5 separate regions of the Mus musculus genome follow, and all the other regions are linked to region 1. Evidence: chromatin loops called from intact Hi-C (ENCODE). Cell type or tissue: heart. All regions are shown on one strand.

Region 1 (5,000 bases):
GCCATTGCTGTTTTGATTGTGAAGATTCTGTAGTTCTGGTTAGCTGGGGCTGAAGAATCAGCTGTGATTAACAAGATACCAGAACTACTAAAGCAAAAACTTTGCATTACTGGGACTATTGATGCTGGTTAGCTGGAGCTAAGAAATTAGCGGTGATTAAGAAGAGACCAGCATCATTGAGGTGACATCTTCTGGGAAGTGTTTTCTGAAAGCACAAAGAGGCTGTGTTCCAGAGATAGCCAAGGTTGCACTCCTGCTGCAGCGGGACTTGGTAATATGTAAGGGTCACCCAGGTGGTATTGGTTTTGAAGGCATGAAGGAGTTGAGCAGAGCAGCTGAGGCTTGGCACTGTGAGAGGCCATGGAAGGCCATTGGTGAAAGTGCAGCCTCAGTTGCAATTGATGGCCCAGGACTGAAGGGGTCATGCAGTGTTTTGGAGATGCCAGTACCATGAGATGACCACCAAGAGCAGCAGCAGCAGTGGAGTAGAGGCATCTGGAGCCTAGAGGATGACGCGTGTGCTACAAAGGGCATGGCTGGAGAAGTGACCCAAGCCCTTGGAGGAGCCCAGAAGATCGTGAGTTGGATCCCAGACATTGGACGGTTGGAGATTGATTTTTGCTTTTGATTGTGACTGTGCCCTGATATTTTCCCTCTTGAAGGAAGAAACTGTTTTAGTGATGCCCACAGTTAAGAGACTTTTAATTTAAAAAGACTTTGGATTTTTAAAAGAGATGGATATTTTAAAGAGATTGAAATTTTAAGAATATGTAAAGACTGTGGGACATTTAAAGTTATTTAGACCTTGGGGATGAATAAGAATGTAAGGGTTGAGGCTTACTAGTGATGTGTTTGTGTGTCAAGTTGACAAGGGGTCAGTTGTATTGGCTAGTTTTGTGTCAACTTGACACAGCTGGAGTTATCACAGAGAAAGGAGCTTCAGTTGAGGAAATGCCTCCATGAGATCCAACTGTAAGGCATTTTCTCAATTAGTGATCAAGGGGGCAAGGCCCCTTGTGGGTGGGACCATCTCTGGGCTGGTTGTCTTGGGTTCTATAAGAGAGCAGGCTGAGCAAGCCAGTAAAGAACATCCCTCCATGGCCTCTGCATCAGCTCCTGCTTTCTGACCTGCTTGAGTTCCAGTCCTGCATTCTTTGGTGATCAACAGCAGTATGGAAATGTAAGCCGAATAAACCCTTTCCTCCCCAACTTGCTTCTTGGTCATGATGTTTGTGCAGGAATACAAACCCTGACTAAGACAGGGCACATGGGTTCTACCCTGCCCCTTGGCACTCTGATTGACACAGGAAAGTGTTGCTTAATGTACAGTACCCCCCACCCCTCCCCCATGGCTTTCCCTTTCTGTGATGCCTGGGGTTGAACCGAGGCCTCACACGTGGTTGGCTAGGCTCTGCTACAATTCTATGCCCAATCACACATTTTATTCTGAGGCAGGGTCTCACTGTGCAGGCTGGTTTTGAACTTGTGAACTTCCTGCCTCAGTCTCCCAGTGTGGGTGGGACTACAGGTGTGTGCCATCACATCCGGTTACTCCTGTGTTTAGATTATGAGAAAGGATGCAGAGGCAGAGCCAGTGTGAGCCTTGGCACTTGGCAGTGCTTAGCCCTTTCTCAGTGAGGGCGGCCTGGGTGTGGTGTGTGTATGTGCTTGAGATAGTGACTCTCGGAACTGAGGTTGTAGCTCAGCGTTGGAGCAGCTGCTAAGAATGCACAAAACTCAGGGTTGGATTCTCAGCACCAAAACAGGGAGAGCCATACTTGTATACCTGTGTATTATAGGGGCTGGAGAAGCTTGCTGCTTGCTGCTCTTGAAGAGGACAGGAATTCTGCTCTCAGTATCCACGTTAGTCTGGTCGCAATCTTCTATAACCCCAGCCCTAGGGAACCTGATGCCTTTCTCTGGCCTCCATAGACATCTTGCACTCATACCCACATAATTAAAAATAAATCTTAAAGAAGTATTACGATTAACAGGATTTCTAAGTGAATGGGGATAGGAATGAGTACAGTTTTAGTAGGTGAAGAGGGCTAGCTCCATTAGGAGCCACTCTCAGCGCCAAATGCCACTCCTATCCGCAGGAGGTTGGTCTTAGGGATTCTTTTTTTTTTAAATTTTATTTTTTATTAGGTATTTTCTTCATTTACATTTCCAATGCTATCCCAAAAGTCCCCCATACCCCCCCATTCCCCTACCCACCCACTCCCACTTCTTGGCCCTGGCGTTCCCCTGTACTGAGGCAGATAAAATTTGCATGTCCAATGGGCCTCTCTTTCCAGTGATGACCGACTAGGCCATCTTCTGATACATATGCAGCTAGAGACACGAGCTCCAGGGGGTACTGGTTAGTTCATATTGTTGTTCCACCTATAGGGTTGCAGACCCCTTTAGCTCCTTGGGTATTTTCTCTAGCTCCTCCATTGGGGGCCCTGTGATCCATCCAATAGCTGACTGTGAGCATCCACTTCTGTGTTTGCTAGGCCCCAGCATAGCCTCACAGGAGACAGCTATATCTGGGTCCTTTCAGCAGAATCTTGCTAGCGTGTGCAATGGTGTCACCGTTTGGAGGCTGATTATGGGATGGACTTAGGGATTCTTCTATCTTTCCTTAAACTTGCTACATGCTTGGTTTGTAGCATCTGTAGGCAGAGGCTGCCATCTGGTGGTCATGTTTCAGATCGCGCCCCATAGGACTACTGAGTTTTCCATAGGCTGTGGTGTCTGCGAGGTCCTGTAGCCCAGGTTAGCTTCCAACACTGTATGTCTTAAATTGCTAGTGGTGATAGTTGCATAAATTTGTGAATAAGCTAAAACATTTAAATTGTCCATGATTATTATTCTCGCTAATATCATTTGTGGTACCGGAGAGTGAACCTAAGTGCATTACCATCAAAGTGCATTACCATCAAAGTGCACTACCACAGAGCTATCTCCAGATTGAACTGTGAACTTTATTTATTTTTTACTAACATGGTGTTTTTATTAATTATTTTGGAATTTCTTACAATGCACCCTGATCACACTCACTTCCCATTCCTCCCAGGTCCACCCAACCTTGTGTCCACCCCCTCCCATCCTCCTCCCCCAGCCCAAATACACAAAGTCCAATTTGTGTTGCCCATAAACTTATTGGAGTATGGCCAAACTCCCAGTGGTCAGCCCTTAAAGAAAATGAATCCTCCCCCCAGCCCCCACCCTTGTCAGAAGCCATCAACTCTGAGGAGCATCTTTATCACAATTTTTTTTTCTAAAGATTTATTTTATGTATGTGAGTACACTGTAGCTGTCTTCAGACACACCAGAAGAGGGCATCAGATCCCTTTACAGATGGTTGTGAGCCATTATGTGGTTGCTGGGAATTAAACTTAGGACCTTTGGAAGAACAGTCAGTGTTCTTAACCACTGAGCCATCTCCCCAGACCCCTTTATCACAATTTTTAAGGACTTCTTTTTCTAGCTTCCTGTCTGGACTGTTTCTTTTTGGGGGTGGGGTGGGGTGTGAGAGATTGTCACAGAAGCCTTCGATGTCTCTCATTCCCAATTATAAGTCTGCAGTCACTGATACTCCTGCAGGGAATACGTTTCCTTGTCTAAAATAGCTGGTGGCTGCTCGGATCATGAACAGCAAAACGGCCTCCAATGGCAGCGCGGGCCACGGAAGTCTTCGGAGGAGGCTTAATCCAGCAAATAGACAGCTCTTCATCTTGGATAGCTTGTTGCTCAGAGTCAGATTGACAGCATGGTTTAGAGGTAGTTCCTGCTGTAGCTCCAGGCTGCTGTCTGCCACCCTCCTTTCAGCAACTGCTGCCCTGCCAGTGCTCCGGGCACAGCCGTATCACAGTTCACAGGACAGCACCTCCCACCCCTAGCATGGCAAACAGCGCAAGCGGCTGCAGCAGAGATGGCTCAGTGTGGTAGGCGGAGTCTGCCAGGTGGCAACTGAGCAAGGCGGGCCCATTGGTAGCCTGAGCCTTCTGGCAGCCCGAGGAACAGTCCTACTCACAAGACATGCTCCTTTGCCTGCCGAGGCCATGCTTCCAAACCTGTCACCGCTAGTTCAGCTTCTCTCCTCCATCTATCCCAACGCCCCCAATTCCGTGAAACCATTTTTAATAAGCATCTTCCCTAAAAGTTTTAGAAGACCTAATAGAAGACCTAAGTTTTAAGTTGTGCCAGAGATTCTTCCAGCTCTGCACACTCATCCCCCAGCACTGCAGCTCGCAAAGTCTCTGTGTGTGTCCCAGGCGCCTCAGATTGGTCCCACAGACGCTGGGTCCCTGCGGCCGCCGCAATCTTGAATCAGTTGAACTGTGAACTTTATGTGAGAAAACTGTGTATTTGAATCACAGCTCAGTAAGACTCGTATTAAAATAGATAAGATTGACTTCCAAACCTTTTTGTGTATTTAATTTTAGTAATTTCTTAAGTTTATATCGCATACATTCTGTATAAACCTTTATTTATGGGTTATTATTAATTTATTTGTTTATTTATTTTATTTTATTTTATTTTTTTTTTTAAAGATTTATTTATTTATTATATGTAAGTACACTGTAGCTGTCTTCAGACACTCCAGAAGAGGGCGCCAGATCTTGTTAGGGATGGTTGTGAGCCACCATGTGGTTGCTGGGAATTGAACTCAGGACCTTCAGAAGAACAGTCGGGTGCTCTTATCTGTTGAGCCATCTCACCAGCCCCTATTTATTTTATTGTTTGTCTCTCTACATAACCATGGCTGTCTGGGAACTCACTAAGTAGGCTATACTGGCCTTGAACTCACAGAGATCTCTGCCTTTGCCTTTTAAGTGCTGAAGGTGTGCACCACCATTCCACCATTTCTGGTTTTATATATATATATATATATATATATATATATATATATATATATATATATATATAAAATTTTGTCTAGCTTTGTGGCTCAGACTGTTCTTGAACTCACAATCTTTGTGCTTTAGCCCTCCCTGAGTACTGGGGTTACA
Region 2 (5,000 bases), 150 kb before region 1:
ATCAAGGGACCCTGCATGAAAAGACTTAAAAACATAACAAAATAAAAGAGGGGGAAATGTTAAGGCAGGTGCACATTCCTGCAACACTAGCACTCAAGAGAGTTCCAGAGCAGGCAGAGATCATTTTTTTCCTTTGTGGGGGATAGGGGCAAGTTTAGTCTATAAAATTAGGGGCGTAGGGACAGAGAAACCATTCAACAGGTAAAAGTGATTGCTTTGAAAACATGAGTATCTAAGTCTGAATTTCAGTACCTGCATGACTATAACCCTGCAATTTAAGAGTGGAAACAGGACGCTCGCTGGGATTGCTGGCTGCCAGGCTAGCTCTAGGTTAAAGGAAGAGAAAGATGAAGCAGGGTAAGATAGCCTAATCCTCTGAATGCATGCATGTACACTATGCAAGCATATACACACTACATCCACACCAAAACCTAGAGACAATGCCTCGAAAAAGTAATACAAGTGTTTTTATTTGTTCATTTATGTTATTTGTTATTATGTATCTAATTAGGAAAGATGAAAAGTGGCATTTAAAGCTATCTCTGGGCTAGGGGATATAGCTAACCTACTTTCTTAACAAACTTTAAAACCTGTGCTACAAAATGTGAAAGTCATCATCCTTCTACATAGGAGTTTCCAGTCCAGCCTGGAATACAGGTGACTCTTGACTCCAAAACAAAGGATTCTTTTGTGATTTTCCTAATTTTTTGCTGAAATTAGGACCAGGACCTTGTACTGTCATAGTAAATAAGTAAGCTCTTCATGGATGTCAATGGGGTATGTGTCATACCAAGTAGCAAGTTTTAAGGATGCTAAATTTTAATATCTACATAGAAATGACAATAGGATCTAAGATTAAAAACATGTTTGATGATAATAAATCGGTCTATTAGAACACTGATATTTTTCGGTTTTAAATTTATCTTATGTGATTGTTAGATGTTTTGGGCATCATGTGTATGCCTAATACCACTGGAGGTCAGAAGAGGATGCTGGCTGCCCGAGAACTTGTGTTATGGATGGTTGTTAGCTGCTGCGTGGATGCTGGGAACTGAGCCCAGGTCCTCTGAAAGAGCAGCAAGCAGTCTTTAACTGCTACACCATCACTAGAAACAGGAAACTCCAAGATTTAAGACTGTCAATAACTGAAATGAAGAACTGCTTATTTGTCTTACCTGCCCATGCCATGCATAGTGCAAAATAATGGCAGAGTTAGGATGGTTTCCAAGGAAAATTGGCATCAAAGTAGAGATGAGTTCATGGCGTAGGGTGTGCCAGGAAGTGTTGATTTGAAGTAAGGCCAATACCAACATGTCTGGACAGTGTTTGATAGGGAAGCTGAAGAGTTGTTTCACTTGCTCATACTGCCCAACCTCTGCAAGCCTCAGCAGAGATTCAATCAAATCCAAGCTTTTCCTAAGAAAAACGAAGAGGAAATGCTTGAGATCACTGACAATATTAACTATATCTTTAAAAATCCCTTGTTTTCCCTGAATACTGGGCACTAAATCCATGTCCTTAAAAGCACTTTGATAATGAGCTATATCTCTAGCCTTCAAATTCACTCCAGACGAGGTGACATCCACTACAGAATTTAACTACCCACATCACATTTCTACCAAGCCTTGGTATTAGAGAATATTCTTAAGTGGCTGCTGTGGATTTTTAAAACTACATGCTTCAGGGGCTACAGCAAGGGAGGAAAACACTTGCCTAAATGTGTAAAGTCCTTGGTTTCAGAATGCATTGGGTATGTTGGAAGGGGGCATGCTGCTATGCCTATAGATTAATTTTAAAAGAAATGAAACTAACAACCAATAAGTAATTTGAATAATCATTGGTTCTTTACTACCAAGATTTTTATGAATGGAATGAAAAAACAAATGAGATTTCACAAAAGCTAAATATCCTAAATAAATATATTAATAAGACATACTTCATATGATAAAGTTCTATCAAAAATACAACCCTAACACTTACTATCATAATGGAAAGATTTCAGTATGATGCAACTGTCAAGTCCATAACAAACTAATTAGAATCTGGATGGCTTAAATTAGATCTAATAATCTAACTCTACATTTAGTCCATGAAGAAAATAGAAAGACATGGACTGTTCTAGAAAACAAATGATGCATCAATGGCAAAAAATAACTTGAGAGAACTTAATACAACTAAAAAATGTGTTTAGCCTGTGTCTGCATTCTGTCACTGAAATGCATATAAAAATACCTACTAAGCCAAATAGATCTAAATGTGGAAAATACCTAAATATCAGCCTCACAAAAACAAAAATTTAACTAGTGACAATAACTAAAAAAATAATTTTTATTCAACATTCTTTATAAAAAACTTTATTAAATCACTTCATTAAAAATAAAATTTCCAAGCTGGAAAGATGATACATAGGTTGAGGGCACTTAACCTCTGGCTATTCTTCCAAAGATCATGAGTTTAATTCTTAGTCACCACAGGGTGGATCACAATCATCTATATTGAGATCTGGTGCCCTCTTCTGATTTGTAGGCATATATGCAGGCAGACCACTATATATAATAAACTTTAAAAATAAATTAATTTTCTTTGACAGTGTTACATGCTCAGTATGAGCTTTTGTATTTCAAAAGTGCAGGAATTTTTACCATGTGGCAATTTCTCGATTGTCATCCTCTGGTGGTGCTTTCAAAATATCAGTGGCAACAGTGTGACAGGGGTAGTCAGCAAAACAGAAGACCTCTGGGTTTATCAGGGAATGCTGGATGAAGGAGAGCTGGAAAAGAAGACAAAGTCCTTAAGTGCCACAAAAATATGAACCACTTTCATGAAGCTCATCTCAAGGTTGTTAGATAAATGTCCTTCAAAAACAAGGCAGTAGGGAGCAGGGAATATCTGCCCTTTGAAAACCAGGGAATTCAGAAAGGTGGAACAGAACAGTATGATGGCCTTGGGAGATAGACATCATCAAATTAGAAAAGTTTGGCTACTACACCTTAAAGAACTCTGATCAGTTCTAAAACTGTGAAAATACAAATATAAACCAGATGACATGCAACGCTTCCCTGACCTGTGCAAAATAAATTAAATATAATATTGCAATCAATAGGTAAATTGCCCTAAGATTTTTTTTTTTCTTGATTCTATAGCTAAGCATCATTCTATTCTTACCTGGCCTTCTGCATGTTTCCAAGGCCTATATATAAAATCTACTGGAAACACTTCCATGCCCAGACCCCTTTGAATGCCATAAACCACATTGTGAAGTCCTTTGCTGTCACGAATCTGAAATCCAGGATGGTCCAGTTCATAAGTTACTTCCTTGAAATTCAAACTCGGGTTCTATAAAGATGAAAACATTTCAAAGTTAAAGGAACAAATATGGGCAAATATTCGTGCGTTGGCCAGGTCAAAATAATTTTGAAATTCAATCAGAGTATTCTATTTAGAATATCCATCAATACCGAAGATGCACAACAGATTTCAACAATCTTCTTTGTGAGGTTTTTTTCGTGTCTTTTCATTTTTTTCCCAGACTGGATTTTTTTTTTTTTTGGAGACAGGGTTTCTCTGTATAGCCCCGGCTGTCCTGGACCTCACTCTGTAGACCAGGCTGGCCTCGAACTCAGAAATCTGCCTGCCTCTGCCTCCCGAGTGCTGGGATTAAAGGCGTGCACCACCACGCCCGGCTGGATCCCATGTTATGTAAAAAATTTAAGCCTGACAGCCTATAACTCACTATTTGATCAGGCTGGCCTTGAACTCAGAAATCAGCCTGTCTCCTCCCCTAAGTGTTGGGGTTAAAGGTGTTTACCATTGTGGCCTGTTTCTTATAAAGTCTGGATGCATGTACCTCAAAAAAATTTTGTTTTTTTTTTTAAATCTGCATCTAACATTATTGATGCATTATCTGCTTCCAAACTGAAGCACAATGAAAGAGGAGTAAAATGCCACAGGCCTACTTCTGGTAAGGTTGCCAATTTCTCAAAAGCCTTTCCAAAGGTTTGTACCACTGCACTATGTATGTGTTACAAATTTAGTGTGATTACAAGTCTACATGAAGCCGGGCTGTGGTGGCGCACACCTTTAATCCCAGCACTCGGGAGGCAGAGGCAGACAGATTTCTGAGTTTGAGGCCAACCTGGTCTACAAAGTGAGTTCCAGGACAGCCAGAGCTGTACAGAGAAACCTTGTCTCGAAAAACAACAACAACAAAAAATTAGCTGGGCATAACAGCATCTTTATTATTTTAGCATTTAGTAGAATGACAAGGAAAAAAAAATCAAGAGCTCCCACTCCGCCCGTGCTACAGTGGGACCGTCTCAATATAATAATACCACTATAGTCTAAAGTTATAATAGATTAAAATGTACACATTTTAGTGGAGCTGGAGACTGAACCTAGGGCCTTATTCATGGTAGATGTCAGTGAATTATACATCATAAGTTCTGTTAAAAATCTTTTAAAATAAAGATTTTCTTTTCTGTGAGTACTTTGCTTGCATGTATGTATCATGTACATGTACAGTTTCCATAAAGGTCAGAAGAAGGCACCCAATACTCTTAAACTTGAGTTACAGACAGTTATGAGCCATCACATAAGTGCTGGGAACCAAATGGAGGTCTTCTAAAAGAACAGCAAGTCCTCTAAATCTCTAAGCCATCTCTCTAGCTCATCTTCAAAATAAAATATCTAAAAAGTCTAACAAGCCAGGTATGGTGGTGCTAATCTGTGTAAGCACAACACCCCAGAGGCAGAGCAAGACATCTTTGTGAGTTCCAGGCCAGCCTGGTCTGTACACAAGTTCAAGGATAGCCAGGGCTACCACAAAGAGATTCCTGTCTAATATTTAATAAAAATAAAAAAGAGGGGGAAGAATTAACCAAAAACAGAAGTCTAATAATAAAGTATACATACTTATAACCTGAGCCTTCACAATACAAGTGCACTACTGCTAAACTATATCCACAGTCATACTTATTTTTTCACACTGTAATTTTCCTATG
Region 3 (5,000 bases), 200 kb before region 1:
CAGTAGAAGGTTAGCACTCAAGCCCATGGAGTCTGGGACCAGAGAAGGGAAGGGGGACCATCTGAGTATTTGCACATCCGGAAGGGAGCCTGAGGCTCCTCCAGGAACAAGGACTAAACCAGCTTTCGGTCCCCATCCTTCCTGGAACATCCCCCAGGTAACAGTGATGAGACTCAGCCTATGCACCCCACCCCCCTCCCCCACGATTCCAATGGCTCCTGTATGCCTCCTGGACCTCCGGTTTCCCTCTTTCCAACATACAACTCCCAGGATGCAAACTGCTCTCCCTCACTTTGGTGCCCTCCCACCCCCTACTAAATACTTTAGCCTCTGGGGCTTGCACCTCCTCAGGACAGCAACTAGGATATCCTTCCACCCTGCCAGCCTTTCAGGGAGAGGTAGAGCAAAGAGAGGTACACGTAGGCAGGGAGGACCAACCAGAACGCCATGCTAGGCCCCATGAGCTCTTGGAGCTTGGTAGACATCTGTGAAGCCAGGAAACGGTTGTGTCCTTGTCCTTGGGCTTCAAGGGAACTACGCCAGGCATCCCAGGAGTCAGAGGGGCTTTGGGAGGTTGTGCAGGCCTCCTCAGTCTGGAAGAGTGAGGGGTAAGGGCACTAGCCTAGGACGTGGCCTCCGTGGGCCTGAGCCACACAGCCTGGGCTGCAGAAGAGGGAGAGTGAGAATTCCCAGACAGCTTCCTTGCTGCTGTTTGGATGGGTTGCAGCAGCGGGCTTCCCCAGGCTAGCCCTCTCTGGTCTGTCTGTCCCATCTCGGCCCATCTCGGTGCCCTGGGCCTGGTCCACTCTTCACCGTGTTCTGTGTCTCCCCCACCCTTGCCCTCTCTGGCTGTCTTCTCTCTCAGTTGCACACTTGAAGGACCGAAGGCTGAGTGGAGGAGCAGGTAGTCCATGGCCTATGGCCTATAGCCCATGGCCTGTCTGCTGATGCATGGACACCCCGCCCCTCCCTGCCCCGCCCTAACCCGCCCCGCTCCTCTGCAGTGCTGCAGCTGCACTATGTCTTGCTGTGGTGTGGAACCTTCTTGTGTTATGCTCAGCTCAAAGCCCCGGAGGATCCCTGCTCTTCCACAGACCCTGGTCTGCTGAGGGCTCCGTCCCGTGTGGGACCTGACACACTGGCTGGTCTCAGAGCAGCCGTCTTGTTTCTAGGTTGCCGTGGGCTGTGGGGCTTCCAGAGCTTTGGGAGTTAGAAGCAGAGCCTGCAAACACAACAGTGCTAGGTTTGCCTTGCAGACATTGTCTGCCCCCTGCCCAGCCTCTAGGTGGACTGGCCTTACCTACAGTAGTAGAAGCAAGATTCAGGCAGTCTGTGGCTGATTGCCTTCACAGAAGCAATCCTGCCCCCCCTCCACCCACGCTACCCCACCCCTGTCACTTTTTGGATGCAGGTCTAGTTGGCCACAGAGCGTCTCTCTATCCCAGGTCAGGGTGCCTATAAGCACCTGCCCTGCTCTGACCATACATAGCTCTGGGTAGCTGCTGGGACCTAGGCACCTGCTGGCTGTAGCCCATTAGCCTGGCCTGCTCACCGTTGCTGACTGGTCCTGCATGCCTTGGCCTGGTATAGCCAGTGCCAGAATCCTCTGCGTGTGGCAAGACTGGGTGTCACTGGCCGCTTTGCTTGTGTTGTTTTTTTTTTCCCACCGGCCGGTACCCACCTTGCCTGTCCTCAGGACCCTCTGTTCTTGTCCATAGTGCCCTCAGCCAGCATGACCCGCCTCGCACGCTCACGTACCGCGTCCCTCACCAGCGCCAGTTCCGTGGACGGCAGCCGCCCTCAGCCCTGCGCCCACTCAGACAGCAGTGAGGGGATGGGCCAGGTCAACCACACCATGGAGGTGTCCTGCTGAAGCCCTCGTCCTGCCCATGATGCCCGCTTACCTGCCCCCAGGTCCCACTGCCATCTCTGCACCGGCTCATCTTCCCTTTAGTTTTATTTTTGTGAGAGTGAAGGGGAGGAAATGGGGTTACTTCTCTTTTATTTAAAAAGAAATGAGGGGATCCACCTTGGGACAGCACAGCACAACAGTCTTAGATGGTGTGAGGGGCTCGCCTTACACACTCCTGTCTCACTCAGTGTGGCCCCTCCCCTCTGCCCAGCTGGGGCGTGGCCAGGATAGTTAGATACAGTACTGAAGAAAGCCCAGCCCAGCCCCTGGATCTGGCAGATGTGAGGTTTGAAGATGGTGGGTAGTGAGCTAAAGCTCTGATGTGAGTGGGAGTCAGACCAGTGGGCAGCCTTGGACCTTAAGAGTGTCCCTTTCCTGTAACCCTTGCATCAAGCACACCTATTCTAATAGTAGAAGTGACAGTCATGAGGATGGTAGCCACAAGAGGGCGCTCTAGACAGACAGCCATTTTCCTGGTGCTCTCTGGGCAGGACAGGTGGTGTAAGGCCAGCCAGGCTGAAGAATATGGAGAACCCTGACATGGGGGCAGGAACCCCCATACCCTGCCACCACAGGGCCTTGTCCCACCCTGAGGCAAAGGTCACCTGGTCTCTTGTCCCTGTTGGCAGAGGTTAAAATGTTGATTGCTGTGTATGCTGTGTGTAGCCCCTGAGAACTTCATGATTACCCATCCCTTTGGAAGCTGGCAGGTACTGTAGGTCCCTCTTGTCCCAGATTTCACCAAGTATTTGTCACAGTGCCCTGGTCAACTTGGGCCAGTGTGTCACAGACAATACTTGAGAAGTGAGCTTGTTAGAAAGACACAGATGGGAAGATACAATGACCTCTGCTTGCTGGAGGGGCTGGAGATTGCCTGGCCCTTGGGTGGGAAATGGGCCATCCTCAAACAAAGGTTCCATGCCTCCTACAGCCCACAACTATGCCCGCCATCTCACCAAGTAGGCGCTCACAGCCTGGCCATTGGTTTCATCTGCTCTCATCCCCAGAGAGGAGAGAAAGCACTAAGTGTGTATATGGGGAGTGGGGATGATGTATGTGGTATTGTATGGGTGTTCTGAGGCAAGAGGACACCCACATCCATTTATCTGTGGCACATGCCGCCCCTTTCTGTAACTGTAAGCCATTTCTAGACTGCTCTGGAGTCCAGTGGAGTGTTTCCTATCCCCGGTTCAGTTCACTCACGTGCTTCCGTGAATACTGAATGTGACTGTTTAGAGGTGGTAGAACTAATCCCTTACTGTAGATAGCACTCCAAGTATTGGACATCTTTTTGCTGTGTTCTTAAGATATCTATAAATACCTATACATTATATATATATATATATGTATGTATATCAGGTCCTCCTTCCTGTATGTGGTTTCCCATTGGTAGTTGTCTTCTCTTTGGTCAAGATGAACTTTTAATGGAGTTCATTATTTTCCTCTCTGTACAAAGTTAAGAGCCTAATTTTGTGTATTCTGTTTGGTGGCTGATAAAGAGACTTTGAGATTACAAAATGCAAAACAAAAATCCTTGATATAGAAAGTTAACTGTGCAGAAAAACTAATAAAGAAATTAAGTCTACGTGTGTCGTGTTTCCTATCACAGGGAAGGCTCAACTGTTTAGGCTGCCTGGCTGCCCCAGGGCGCTGATAGTTGGAGGATAGTGCCTGTTAGACACATTTGGTTGGGGGAGGGTTGAGCAATCTTTCTGTAGCCCAGGCTGGTCTTGAATACTCAGCAATCCTACTTCAGCGTCATGGGTGTTAGAATTATGTAGGCCACCCTGCTTAATTTTTTTTTTCCTCTTAGGGTGATAAGAGATTGAACCAGGGTGTTTATACATGATGGTCAAGGTTCTACCAAGCGGCTATATACTCTGACTGAGATATAATTTTACCAGTCCTGATACTAACTCTATTTCACAGCTGAGCAGAAAGTTTAGCCAGCAAGAAAGACCGCTTCAAAGCAAGGGCACAACACTATTTGCTTGGTTTTAGTTGTTTTGGGACATGGTGTCACTCTGTTGTCTGGCTTGCCAGAAACTCCCAGTAAACCACAAACCCCCCTCAACCTTCCAGGTACTGAAACTAAACTACTGAATTCTCCATGTTACCGTTTGTGCTATCATTCATTCACCTTATATTACTTCCAGCGTCTCTCTCTGTCTCTCTCTGTCTTCTCTCTCTGTCTCTCTCTTCTCTCTCTTTTCTCTTCTCTCTCCTCTCTGTCTCTGTCTCTCGTCTGTCTGTCTGTCTCGTGCGTATGTGTGTGTGTAATGTGGAAACCCTTAAGGCCACTTCAAACCCAGGTGTAAACGGACTAATCAATCAGTCAGTGAAATGATGGTTAATCACTAACCATCAGTCGGTCACTACGGCATACTAGCCCAGCCTCCACAGAGGAAGAAACTGTTTTGTCCCTGCACGCCGCTCTCCGGGACACGGCCAGAACTAGGGTGGAGGCCGGTGCGCACGCGCACGCGCGATTCCTAAACCGGAGCGGTTTAGTAGAAACGCCCAGCTCCGCCCCGGAAGCGCAGTGAGGACCCGGCTGCTCGCAGCATGGCGGCCCCCGCCAAGCGCGCGCGGGTAAGTGGCGGGTCGCCCCTCGTCGCGCCCTGTCCCTCCCCGAGAGCTGCCCGCGCGCCCCTGCCGCTCCCTGCGGGGTCCAGCGGCGGCGAGCCCGAGGGCGACGCGGTGGCCGGCTTCCTGCGCTGGTGCAGGCGAGTGGGGCTGGAGCTGAGTCCTAAGGTGACGGTGAGCCGGCAGGGCACGGTGGCCGGCTATGGCATGGTGGCGCGGGAGAGCGTGCGGGCCGGGGAGCTCCTTTTCGCAGTGCCGCGGTCCGCGCTTCTGTCCCCCCACACCTGTTCCATCAGCGGCCTGCTGGAGCGAGGTGGGTAAGGAAGGGGCAGGGGGACCAGCTCGGAGGCTGGCAAGGGAGTGGCGCTTGGACGTTCACCTGGTGTCTTCCCTAGAGCGAGGCGCGCTGCAGAGCCTGTCTGGGTGGGTGCCGCTGCTGCTGGCGCTGCTCCACGAGCTCCAGGCCCCAGCATCACCCTGGAGCCCTTACTTCGCGCTCTGG
Region 4 (5,000 bases), 310 kb before region 1:
AGCATAAAAATTGTATGTGTGGTGGTTTTAATATGCTTGGCTCAGGGAGTGGCACGACTAGGAGGTGTGGCCTTTTGGAGCAGGTGTAGCCTTATTGGAGGAAGTGTGTCACTGTGGAGATAGGCTTGGCGACCCTCTCCTCCTAGCTGCCTGGAAGCCAGTCGTCTCCTGTTTGCCTTTGGAACAAGATGTAGAACTCTCAGTTCTTCCGGCACCATGCCTGCCTGGATGCTGCCATGCATCCTGCCTTGATGATAATGGACTGAACCTCTGAACCTGTAAGGCAACCCCAATTAAATGTCCTTTATAAGAGTTGCCTTGGTCGTGGTGTCTGTCCTCAGCATTAACACCTAACTAAGACAGACAATATGGATCGTTTTATATGTATAATTCCGTGTTATTAAGCATGTATCAGTACCTTTTGTTTGTGACAAAAATATTTAACAGGAGCAACTTAAGGGCATGGGGATCATTTCGGCTCACAGCTTCCAGAGGGTTTCAGCTCCTCGAGGAAGGAAAGGCAAGAGACAGGAACGTGGAGGCAGGAGTGTGACGTGGGAGTGATGGTTTTGTACCTGTGTAAAGATGTGTTTCTGTTGTCCTTGCCTGCCTTAAGGTACCTACTGATGGGTTAAAGTAAAAAGTCTATAGCCTGCATCAAAAGGCAGAATCATAAGGTGGGACTTCTGGACCAAGTGGGAAGTGGGGTGGGGGTGGGGGAATGATTCAGCCAGCAGAATTCGCAGGAAGTCAGACATTTGAACCTGGAAAGAGGCAACTACCCAGCCTTGTGGCAGAAATTAGATTATAAACGGGATAACTGAGATACAAGCTAGTGAGAAACAAGGCCTAGCAATGGCCTAGGCATTCATAAATAAATATAAGTCTCCCATTATTCAGAGTAAAGGCGGACATAGAAAGTCTCACCTCGACAGTGTGAATAGGAAGCCAGTCTGGAAGCAAAAGATGGCCAGAGAGTGTGGCAGGGCTATTAATTCTCAAAGGCCTACTCTCCAGTGATCTAATTGTAAAGTTAGACTCCACCACTTAAACGCTCCACAGCTTTCAAGATAGTCTCAAGGCTGCAGACCAAGCACTGAAAGCACGGGTCTGTAGGAGCATTCCACAGCGAAGCCATGATAATGACTGCGCATGCGCCACCTGATGTTTTGCACCTCTCACTTTCAGAACCCATCTCTTACAAAATTAAAGGCATCCGGACATAGTGGCTCACACCTATAGCCCCAGCATTTGGGAGGTGGAGGAAGATTAGGAGTTCAGAATGATATAATTAGCTGTGTGCAGAGTTTGAGGCCAGTCTTGGGCTATATAAGACCATGCCACAAACAAACAAAGAAAACTCTGAAGTTGCACCCATTAAAGACTCCCTACTCTTTATCTTCTTAGTCCCTGATAGCCAATATTTTTATTTTATTTTATTTTAGTTGTTTAAGACAGGGTCTTGTTACATAGCCATGTCGGTCTTGAGTTCTTCCTGCTTCAGCCTCCATCATGCCTGTGTCTACTATTTATATTTTTGTGAATGCCAACCACACTGTCCTCCATAGAACTGAGCCACTTTCTCTCTCTCTCTCTCTCTCTCTCTCTTTCTTTCTTTCTTTCTTTCTTTCTTTTAACCTTGCCATCAGCCTACAGGGTTCAATTTCTTTCTGGCTTCTACTGTGTTGCAATTTATCAAGGAAAGATACACGCATTTGGAAGCTGCATTGCATACACTAGCAAGATTTCGCTGAAAGGACCCAGATATAGCTCTCTCTTGTGAGACTATGCCGGGGCCTAGCAAACACAGAAGTGGATGATCACAGTCAGCTATTGGATGGGTCACACAGCCCCCAATGGAGGAGCTAGAGAAATAACCCAAGGAGCTAAAGGGAACTGCAACCCTATAGGTGGAACAACAATATGAACTAACCAGTACCCGGGAGCTCTTGTCTTTAGCTGCATATGTATCAAAAGATGGCCTTGTCGGCCATCACTGCAAAGAGAGGCCCATTGGACTTGCAAACTTTATATGCCCCAGTACAGGGGAACGCCAGGGCCAAAAAGGGGGAGTGGGTGGGTAGGGGATTGGGGGGTGGGTATGGGGGACCTTTGGGATAGCATTGAAAATGTAAACGAGGAAAATACCTAATTTAAAAAAAAAAACATTAAAAAAAAAAGATACATGTAATATATTTCTTACCTGTAGGTGGCAGTATTTTAACACTCCGCATCATCATTAAAAGTTTTGGTTTTTTTTTTTTTAAATCATCATGCAAAATTATAAAACGCTTTATTATTTAAAAATGTCAAGTACACACAAAGGTGGGAGTGTCACAAGGGACCCCACTGTCTCCAGCGGCCACTTCAACCTTTGCTACCCTAACCAGGCTTGTATCATTAGTTTACTCTCCCTTCCATTCTCATCTGGATTATTTGAAGCAAATCTCCAACTACTACAAAACTAAAACAGAAAAAGTCATGAAGTCACTTGTAAAGCGCCTAAGAAATTCTAGTGGCATTCATGGGACTCTGACGAACCAAAGGACAGATAACAAGCAAACAAAAAGCAATCGCCATGCTACACAGATGAAAGCCATAGCATTCTGTATGCTTATTTGGTAACCCTGCAGGTTTTTATAGACAGCGTGTACACAGATAATAGAAAATGTGTCGCTTCAGTTTCTTTAAGTGATTGCTAAGTCAGAGAAGCAGCAGGCCGAATGACAAATGACTGCAGAGATGACACATATTCAGGGTTAAAGGCATAAAAGCAAGTTAGAAGTTTCTGCAAAGTGAGCAACTGGGTATAGAAAGGGAACGGGAGAAAGCCAGGCGAGTGGAAAATTACTGACTTGTTAGAACAAAGCCGTGACAGCTGCTGGCTCTAAAATTAGGAACAGAGGCGAGTTTTCAGAGCACCCCCAAACAAGTCACAAAGGCTCGGTTCACCCAGCACCTTCCAGAGCGATGTTAACCCTCAGAGTATGCAGCAAGCTCCCCACGGGTGTGTCTGTCTGCTGTGCCTCACTTGTCGCTGCCTGCTGAGTGCTGGCAGGGCTAGACCTCTCTGAAGATACTGCCCTTGAGTGACAGCTTACTGAAAATCAAGACCAAGAGGATTGTGTCTCTCGAGCTGTTGGTGTTTTCTGTGCTTTCATGGGGCCTTTGTTTCCATAGCTGTTTCTGGTCACCATCCCAACTATGGCAGCCAACCATCACACCTCAATCGTACCACAAGGACCATGAGCTTTCAAGCAGCTGGGTGGCTTTTTTTTTTAAACTGTCTGATTCAGAAATTTAACCAAATACAGGAAGAGAGCAGAAAAGAGAAAACAAGAAATGTGTGTGTGTGTGTGTGTGTGTGTGTGTAATGTATTTATTTATTCTATGTAAGTACACTGTAGCTGTCTTCAGACACTCCAGAAGAGGGCATCCGATCTCATTATGGATGGTTGTGAGCCCTGTGGTTGCTGGGATTTGAACTCAGGACCTCCGGAAGAATACTCAGTGCTCTTAACCACCGAGCCATCTCTCCAGCCCTGGAAGAAACATTTAGAAGGAACCTTACATAATTTTCTGTACCCAGGGCACATTTGTCTTTGGGATGAATAGAGGGTGGCTGAAGGAGTCCATCAGTATCTTGGTACACAGTATCTTGGTACACAGTATCTTGGTGCATAGCATCTTGGTACATAGTATCTTTGTATACAGTATCTTGGTACACAGTATCTTTGTATACAGTATCTTGGTACACAGTATCTTGATACACAGTATCTTGGTACACAGTATCTTGGTACACAGTATCTTGGTACACAGTATCTTGGTACACAGTATCTTGGTACACAGTATCTTGGTGCATAGTATCTTGGTATACTGTATCTACTTAGCATCCCATTGGGACATCAACTACATCACAAGGCACTAAGACAAATTCAGGGATTCATTTGGTCACTGACTAGCTCATAGGTTTAGAGTTGTTCTTGATTCCTTCCAAGTTAGAGATTTTAAAGTGATGTCTCAAAGTCCTGCTTCATCCCCTCATCCAGACAGCCAGGGTAATGCTGCTACAGATGCCTCTCATCTTCCAATGGGTGTGTGTCCTGCAAATCTTTTGTGAGTTGAACACGATTTTAATGTGCCTACTCTACTGGACGCCACAGCTTAGTAATGTGGCATAGCAGCCTATCAGTCAACTGGGAGCTGCCCCTCCCTGTTAAGCCCTAGCACTGCAAGAGAAGGCCACTGGCCCAGGAGAAATTTCAAATTCAAAATATGGTTCCCAGTTAATATATAACACTCATAAAATTGTGAGGTCAAAAATGTACAAGTCATCTGAGGGTGGTTCTGTAAGACTCTGACGAGTCTCAGCTTACTGGAGCCCCTCCATGTGAGCAACATTGAGCCTGGGCTCAATGCAAAAGCAAGAGGAACTTATTGTTCCAGCGCGGGGGTGGGGGTGGGGGTCCATCCCAACCTGAAGGAGAGGCGGTGACCTTGGGAAGCCTGTTTAGACAGTTTTTATACAGCTTTCAGGGGTAGACTAGAACAACAGCCACTAGGCACAATGTGATTATCAGAACAGTGTGACTTTTAAACTGATTGGTCCTTAGGGAATAAAGTAGCAAGGGGTGTGCTCTATGACCCTTCTCTTCCAGGAGGGTCTGGTGGAATTTTCCAAAGTTCCTGAGCTGACCTCTTCAGTTCTCACCATCAATACTTAAAAATGGAGACAGGAAGGATGCAAGTTCAAGTTCAGCCACGTAGCCAGCTCCAGGCCAACCTGGGCTTCAAAGTGGGACCCCTGTCTCAGAAATTCCCCAAACCGCCAAATCATTCAGGAACTAGGAATTTGGAATGTTTGTACCTAGAATATTAGCTTCCAAGCAGACAGAATTATCCTGGCACTATAGACTTCTCATTAACTGCTACATGGTAATCCTGATATGGAGATAGTTGCTGCAAGAAAAATAGATAAATTTGTGGGTTTCATCCACTTT
Region 5 (5,000 bases), 62 kb before region 1:
ACCATGTGGTTGTGGGATTTGAATTCAGGACCTCAAGAAAAAGAAAAAAACAAACAAACAAACCAAAAACCAAAAAAAAAAAAAAAAAAAAAAGAAATATGATGAACTCAGGACCTCTGGAAGAGCAGTCAGTGCTCTTAACCGCTGAGCCATCTCACCACCCCCAGGAAATGAATTCTTAATTGTGTTTGGAATATTCCCAGCCCCAAGTCCCAGCTTGTCCCCCATTTCCTGGGCCACTCACTGAGTCCTTTTGGAGGCATTACGGGGCTTGGCCCTACTCAGTCCCATTTCCTCCCGTCATTTGTTTGGGTGCTAGCCCTGTGCTGGTTCTAGGCTTGCTTTTGCCAAGTGTTTGTTACTATGAGCCACAATTGAGTAGACAGGACTGCTGCTATAACCAAAGATACAGATGCCCAGGCCCTGTGCACGCCAGGCCCTGTTGGCCATGCAGAAGTCACCAGTGGCTGGGATTCAAAACCAGGCTGGCTGAGATGGCTTAGCAGGTCAAGGTGCCTGTCACCAAGCCTGATGACCAGGTTTGACTCCTGGCACCCACATGGTGGAAGGAGAGAAACAATTGCCACAAGTTTCCTCTGACCCACACACAGATTTACACACAGACATACACTGACTGACTGACAGACATACACACTGAATGAATGTATAAGTGAATAGAAACCAAATAACATTTCTAGAACATTCTTTTTTTTTTAAGATTTATTTTATTATTATATCTAAGTACACTGTAGCTGTCTTCAGACACACCAGAAGAGGGCATCAGGTCTCATTATGGGTGGTTGTGAGCCACCATGTGGTTGCTGGGATTTGAACTCATAACCTTTGGAAGAGCAGTCAGTGCTCTTACCTGCTGAGCCATTTCTCCAGCCCCTAGAACATTCTTATATGGCCTAGAACATTCATCTGTTTGCCTCTGCCTCCTTCCTGGGCTGGCTGGACTTAGAGAGAGGGCTTCTCATTCGAATGTTTTCACTATCGGGTTATACACAACCTAACTTCAGGCTTTCCTTTTGCCTTGAAAACCAGGAGGCTCACTCTTCTGAAAACCAATCCTCAGTGTTCTCACTGCAGTGCAGAGTCTGAACCTCCGAGAGGAATAACGTTTCTTAAACAGACACAGCTAAGCCCACACTTAAGAGCAACCCTAAGGAAGCTCATGCCTGTAATCTCAGTGTTTGGGAGGCTGAGGCAGGAGGACTGGTGTGATTTCAAGGTCAGCTTGGACCACATAGCTAGTTCTGGGCTATATAGTATAATTCTGTCTCAAAAAACCAACCAAACATGCACACACACACACCTGAGTTGGGAGGGGCTATGCTCTCGTCTTAGACTCAGCCAAAAGCTAGCCTGTCCACTTCCTACCTGCGTGACCTTGGGTAAGTCACTTTAGCCCCCCCCCTCGCCCCCCAAGCGTTTTCATGGTGTAAGCTTTCTTGTGAAGAGTATGCTGATATTAGTAAGCATTACCTGGGTGGGCCTGGTGCAGCCTGTGCTTAACATAGATGAGGCTTGGGAGATGGTCCCTAACAACCTCTACTTTGGGGCTGGTAAGATGGCTGAATGGGTAAAAGTACTTGCAATCAAGATTAATGACTTGAGTTCGATCCCTGGGACCCATTCAGTGGACAGAAAGAATGGGCAGGTTGGTCTCTGACCTCCATATAGGAACTATGGAATGTTCATTCATTCACATTCTTATTTTCTGTAGTTTAAAAAAAAAATCGCTGTGCGGTGGTGGTACATGCCTTTAATCCCAGCACGTGGGAGGCAGAGGCAGGCAGATTTCTGAGTTCGAGGCCAGCCTGGTCTACAAAGTGAATTCCAGGACAGCCAGGACGACACACAGAGAAACCCTGTCTCGAAAAACCAAAATAAAAATAAATAAATAAATAAATAAGTCCCGGGCTGGAGAGACAGCTCAGCGTTTAAGAGCACTGACTGCTCTTCCAGAGGTCCTGAGTTCAATTCCCAGCAAACACATGGTGGCTCACAACCATCTGTAATGGGATCTGATGCCCTCTTCTGCTGTGTCTGAAGAGAGCGAAAGTGTATTCATATACATAAAATAAATAAACCTTTTTTGTTGTTGTTGTTTTAAAATCCCATTTCCTCCCCACAAAGGCAGTGATTCAGCCACAACCACTCTCCAACCCTCCTGATAAGGTCAGCCCACCGCAATGGAGGAGGTCTAGAACAGTACATAGGCCCCTGAGGATGCTTCCCAGATGTGCCTTCTAATGATGGACAAAGCTGGGAACATCAACCCAGGAAAGAAGAGAGAAGTGCAAGTGCTCTGGGACATCTGCCATCCAGCAATTAAGGGACACAGTCCCAGTGCTGGGGCCCTCTGCTGGGGCCAGAATCAGAAACACCAGTCTGGCCACAGACTTCTTCCTCTTATGACGCAATCTCCCTTCCCAGCCAGCAACTCAGCAAAATCTCAGTGGTGAGTAGTAAAGGCAGTCTGGGGACTCCCCTGGTCCAGGCATTGCTCCAGAGAGGTCTAAGGCCATCCCTTCCACATTGCTCACACCGCAGAAAAACATACTTCAAGGTCCCGTGACCCTAAGTCTCTCTAGGAAGCAGGTTTCCTTTTGGCACCCCTACCCAGTCCTCGGCCATTTGCCCAGCCTCTCCTGCAACCACACAAAAGCTCAGGACGAGCAACCCCATCCCTTGGACCACTCTCACTGCTCTAAGAGCTTTTACCTCGGCCCCAATCATTTAGCCCAACTTACCTGCTAATCTAGAAGAGGGCTGTTTCCTCTGCCTAAAGGTATGGGGTCAGAGCCCCCTCACCTCCCCTTTTGGCCTCAAGTTCTTCTCAAGGCTTTATCTAAAAATCTGCAGTCAGAAGAGAGAAGAGTTTGACCTTTTGCAGCTGGCTACCAGGGCAGGGGGTGGGAGATTACACTGAGTGGTTCTGAATAACCTATAGCAAGGAGTGGAGTGCCAGTTCAAATAGGGAAAAGGTACACGAAGGAAAGAGGTTACATTAAAGTCACGGTGAGCAGTTGGCGGGGCCAGAGCTATAAGCACGATGCACATTATTTATTAGGTCGGAGATGGAACAGATCTCACATGGTTCCCAGACCAGCCCGGGACCAGCACTGAAACACGAGGTTTGGATTGCATTAGGAGGTGGGACAGCGAGCACCTGACCAGGGTGGGTTGGGATGAGCCCCAAGCCTGGCGAAAAAGCGGTGGGTTGCGTTTTTAACTCCAAAGCTAACTCGATCCTGGCCTAGGACTGAGTGGAGAGCCGTCAGGCTAAGGTGTGGCTGGACTGGTGCAGCAGAAAGCAACAGGCAAAGACGGCTGTGGAGCCCTACAGGGATCTGGTCTCAGCAGTGATGGGGAACTCTGAAGACCCAAGAACCCTACAACCCCACCTTGCACCTCCCGTACCTCCTTTCACATACCTTGTAGGCGTTGTTCCGGAGCCGACTCAAGTAACACGTGAGCCTGAATCACATGACCGTCCAGCTAGCACAGGCCGCAGGAAACTCTGGGAGTTGTAGTTTTTAAGTCAGTGTCACCATCGGACCACACCAGCTTCTCAACCCAACAATAGTTCTGAGCCAGCCTAGCTTTCTGCCAACCCGTTTATCCAGTTATTTTTAGACTTGGTCCCTTGGCCAAATTAAACACTGTTCCTTCCTCCTGGAAAGAGCGTTAAGAGGTTTGGCATCTTTGTCCTCAGGAGCCACGGGCCAAAGCTATTTGGCCTCATTATGTTTGTTCCTGCATTCATTGCCACAGCAAGTGACCCCAGAGTTTCTTTGACTGAGGAGTGTGAGGGACCTTTGAACAAGAGAGAGAGAGAGAGAAAGAGTCAGTTTGAGCATTCATTAATCCCTGGCTACAACCTCAAGGCTAGATTTCGGAAATGTTTGAGGCGGTTCAGGCTCTCGACTTATTGAATGAAGGTGAATTGCCTAGAGCTTTGGCTTCTGGGCTGTATGCCGTTTATAAAGGAAGTCCTTTTCTGCCTCTTTATTTGTGGTTCTAGAACTTGAATCTGAGCCCCAGGAAGGAGCGATATCTTTCAATTATATTCACAGTCTAGTTTAATTATTATTTTTTCTTTTCTTTCTTTCTTTTTTCTCTTTTAAAAGATTTATTTATTTATTATGTATACAGCGTTCTGCCTGTATCCTACAGGGCAGAAGAGTGCACCAGATCTCATTACTGATGGTTGTGAGCCATGTGGTTGCTGGGAATTGAACTCAGGACCTCCGGAACAGCAGACAGTTCTCTTAACCTCTGAGCCATCTCTCCAGCACCAGTTTTTCCTTTTACATTTACTTACGTGTGTCTGTGCATTCACAGTATGCACGGGGAGTCCACAGGGCAACTCTCACGAGTTGCTTCCCTCCTTTCATCCTGTGGCTTCTGGGGATTGAGTTCAGGTCTTCAGGGTTGGTAACAAGTGCCTTTACACGTTGAGCCTCTCAATGGGTCTACCTCTCATTTGAAAAAGTTGGGTATGGGACACATGCCTGTAAACCCAGCATTCAACAGACTGAGGCAGGAGAGCAGTGAGCTTGAAGCTAGCTTGGGTTCCACAATAAAATCCTGGCTCAGGAAGCAATGCTACCTCCCCACCCCACCGGCCCAAGATGAAAAAGGAGGCGATGTTACTGAGATTAGCAGAGCCAAGTACAGACATAAGAAATAATATAGAGCCGGGCGTGGTGGCGCACACCTTTAATACCAGCACTCAGGAGGCAGAGGCAGGCGGATTTCTGAGTTCAAGGCCAGCCTGGTGTACAAAGTGAGCTCCTGGACAGACAGGGCTATATAGAGAAACCCTGTCTCGAAAAACCAAAAAAAAAAAAAAAAAAAAAAAAAAAAAAGAGAGAAATAATATAGAGATCTGTGTGTCAGTTTGCCTCAACACACGAGTTCACAGAACTTTGGTACAACATCATACAACCAGAATATTGACATTGACACAATCTGTTAATAATATTCAT

Evidence for each region. Hi-C counts contacts between places; a loop is a spot of excess contacts. Peaks named below come from ENCODE experiments on the same cell type or tissue, not always from the same donor. Only the 100,000 strongest peaks of a DNase experiment are listed, where the experiment ranks them.
Region 2: a loop joins it to region 1, with 3 times the contacts of the local background. A loop is called at or near these places in 8 of 42 quality-filtered maps.
Region 3: a loop joins it to region 1, with 4 times the contacts of the local background. A loop is called at or near these places in 8 of 42 quality-filtered maps.
Region 4: a loop joins it to region 1, with 9 times the contacts of the local background. A loop is called at or near these places in 22 of 42 quality-filtered maps.
Region 5: a loop joins it to region 1, with 3 times the contacts of the local background. A loop is called at or near these places in 5 of 42 quality-filtered maps.

Annotation. Positions count from the first base shown.
Region 1 is chr8:95,912,416-95,917,415 of GRCm38, forward strand. No RefSeq gene overlaps it. Among named protein-coding and RNA genes, the nearest start is that of Gm51586, 13 kb to the left of the region's middle. In heart, a CTCF peak has its summit at 2,680 (motif pointing left); a DNase peak (open chromatin) is centred at 2,686; H3K4me3 peaks cover 857 bases; H3K27ac peaks cover 297 bases.
Region 2 is chr8:95,761,815-95,766,814 of GRCm38, forward strand. It overlaps Cnot1 (CCR4-NOT transcription complex, subunit 1), which reads right to left. Exons shown (of 49, transcript NM_001372353.1): 11 at 3,166-3,336; 12 at 2,643-2,770; 13 at 1,176-1,416. Among named protein-coding and RNA genes, the nearest start is that of Gm26265, 7.2 kb to the left of the region's middle. In heart, a CTCF peak has its summit at 2,519 (motif pointing left); no DNase peak of the experiment used is centred here.
Region 3 is chr8:95,711,460-95,716,459 of GRCm38, forward strand. It overlaps Ndrg4 (N-myc downstream regulated gene 4), which reads left to right. Exons shown (of 17, transcript NM_001372423.1): 16 at 866-904; 17 at 1,719-3,497. The coding sequence ends at 1,873. It overlaps Setd6 (SET domain containing 6), which reads left to right and starts at 4,454. Exons shown (of 7, transcript NM_001035123.4): 1 at 4,454-4,811; 2 at 4,894-5,000. The coding sequence starts at 4,478. In heart, a CTCF peak has its summit at 2,343 (motif pointing right); DNase peaks (open chromatin) are centred at 1,812, 2,192 and 4,422; H3K4me3 peaks cover 1,469 bases; H3K27ac peaks cover 1,422 bases.
Region 4 is chr8:95,604,475-95,609,474 of GRCm38, forward strand. It overlaps the pseudogene Gm31518. Among named protein-coding and RNA genes, the nearest start is that of Gins3, 27 kb to the right of the region's middle. In heart, a CTCF peak has its summit at 2,229 (motif pointing right); no DNase peak of the experiment used is centred here; H3K27ac peaks cover 1,026 bases.
Region 5 is chr8:95,850,043-95,855,042 of GRCm38, forward strand. It overlaps Slc38a7 (solute carrier family 38, member 7), which reads right to left and starts at 3,449. Exons shown (of 12, transcript NM_172758.4): 1 at 3,430-3,449; 2 at 2,760-2,865. In heart, a CTCF peak has its summit at 2,375 (motif pointing left); DNase peaks (open chromatin) are centred at 2,439 and 3,519; H3K4me3 peaks cover 1,335 bases; H3K27ac peaks cover 1,399 bases.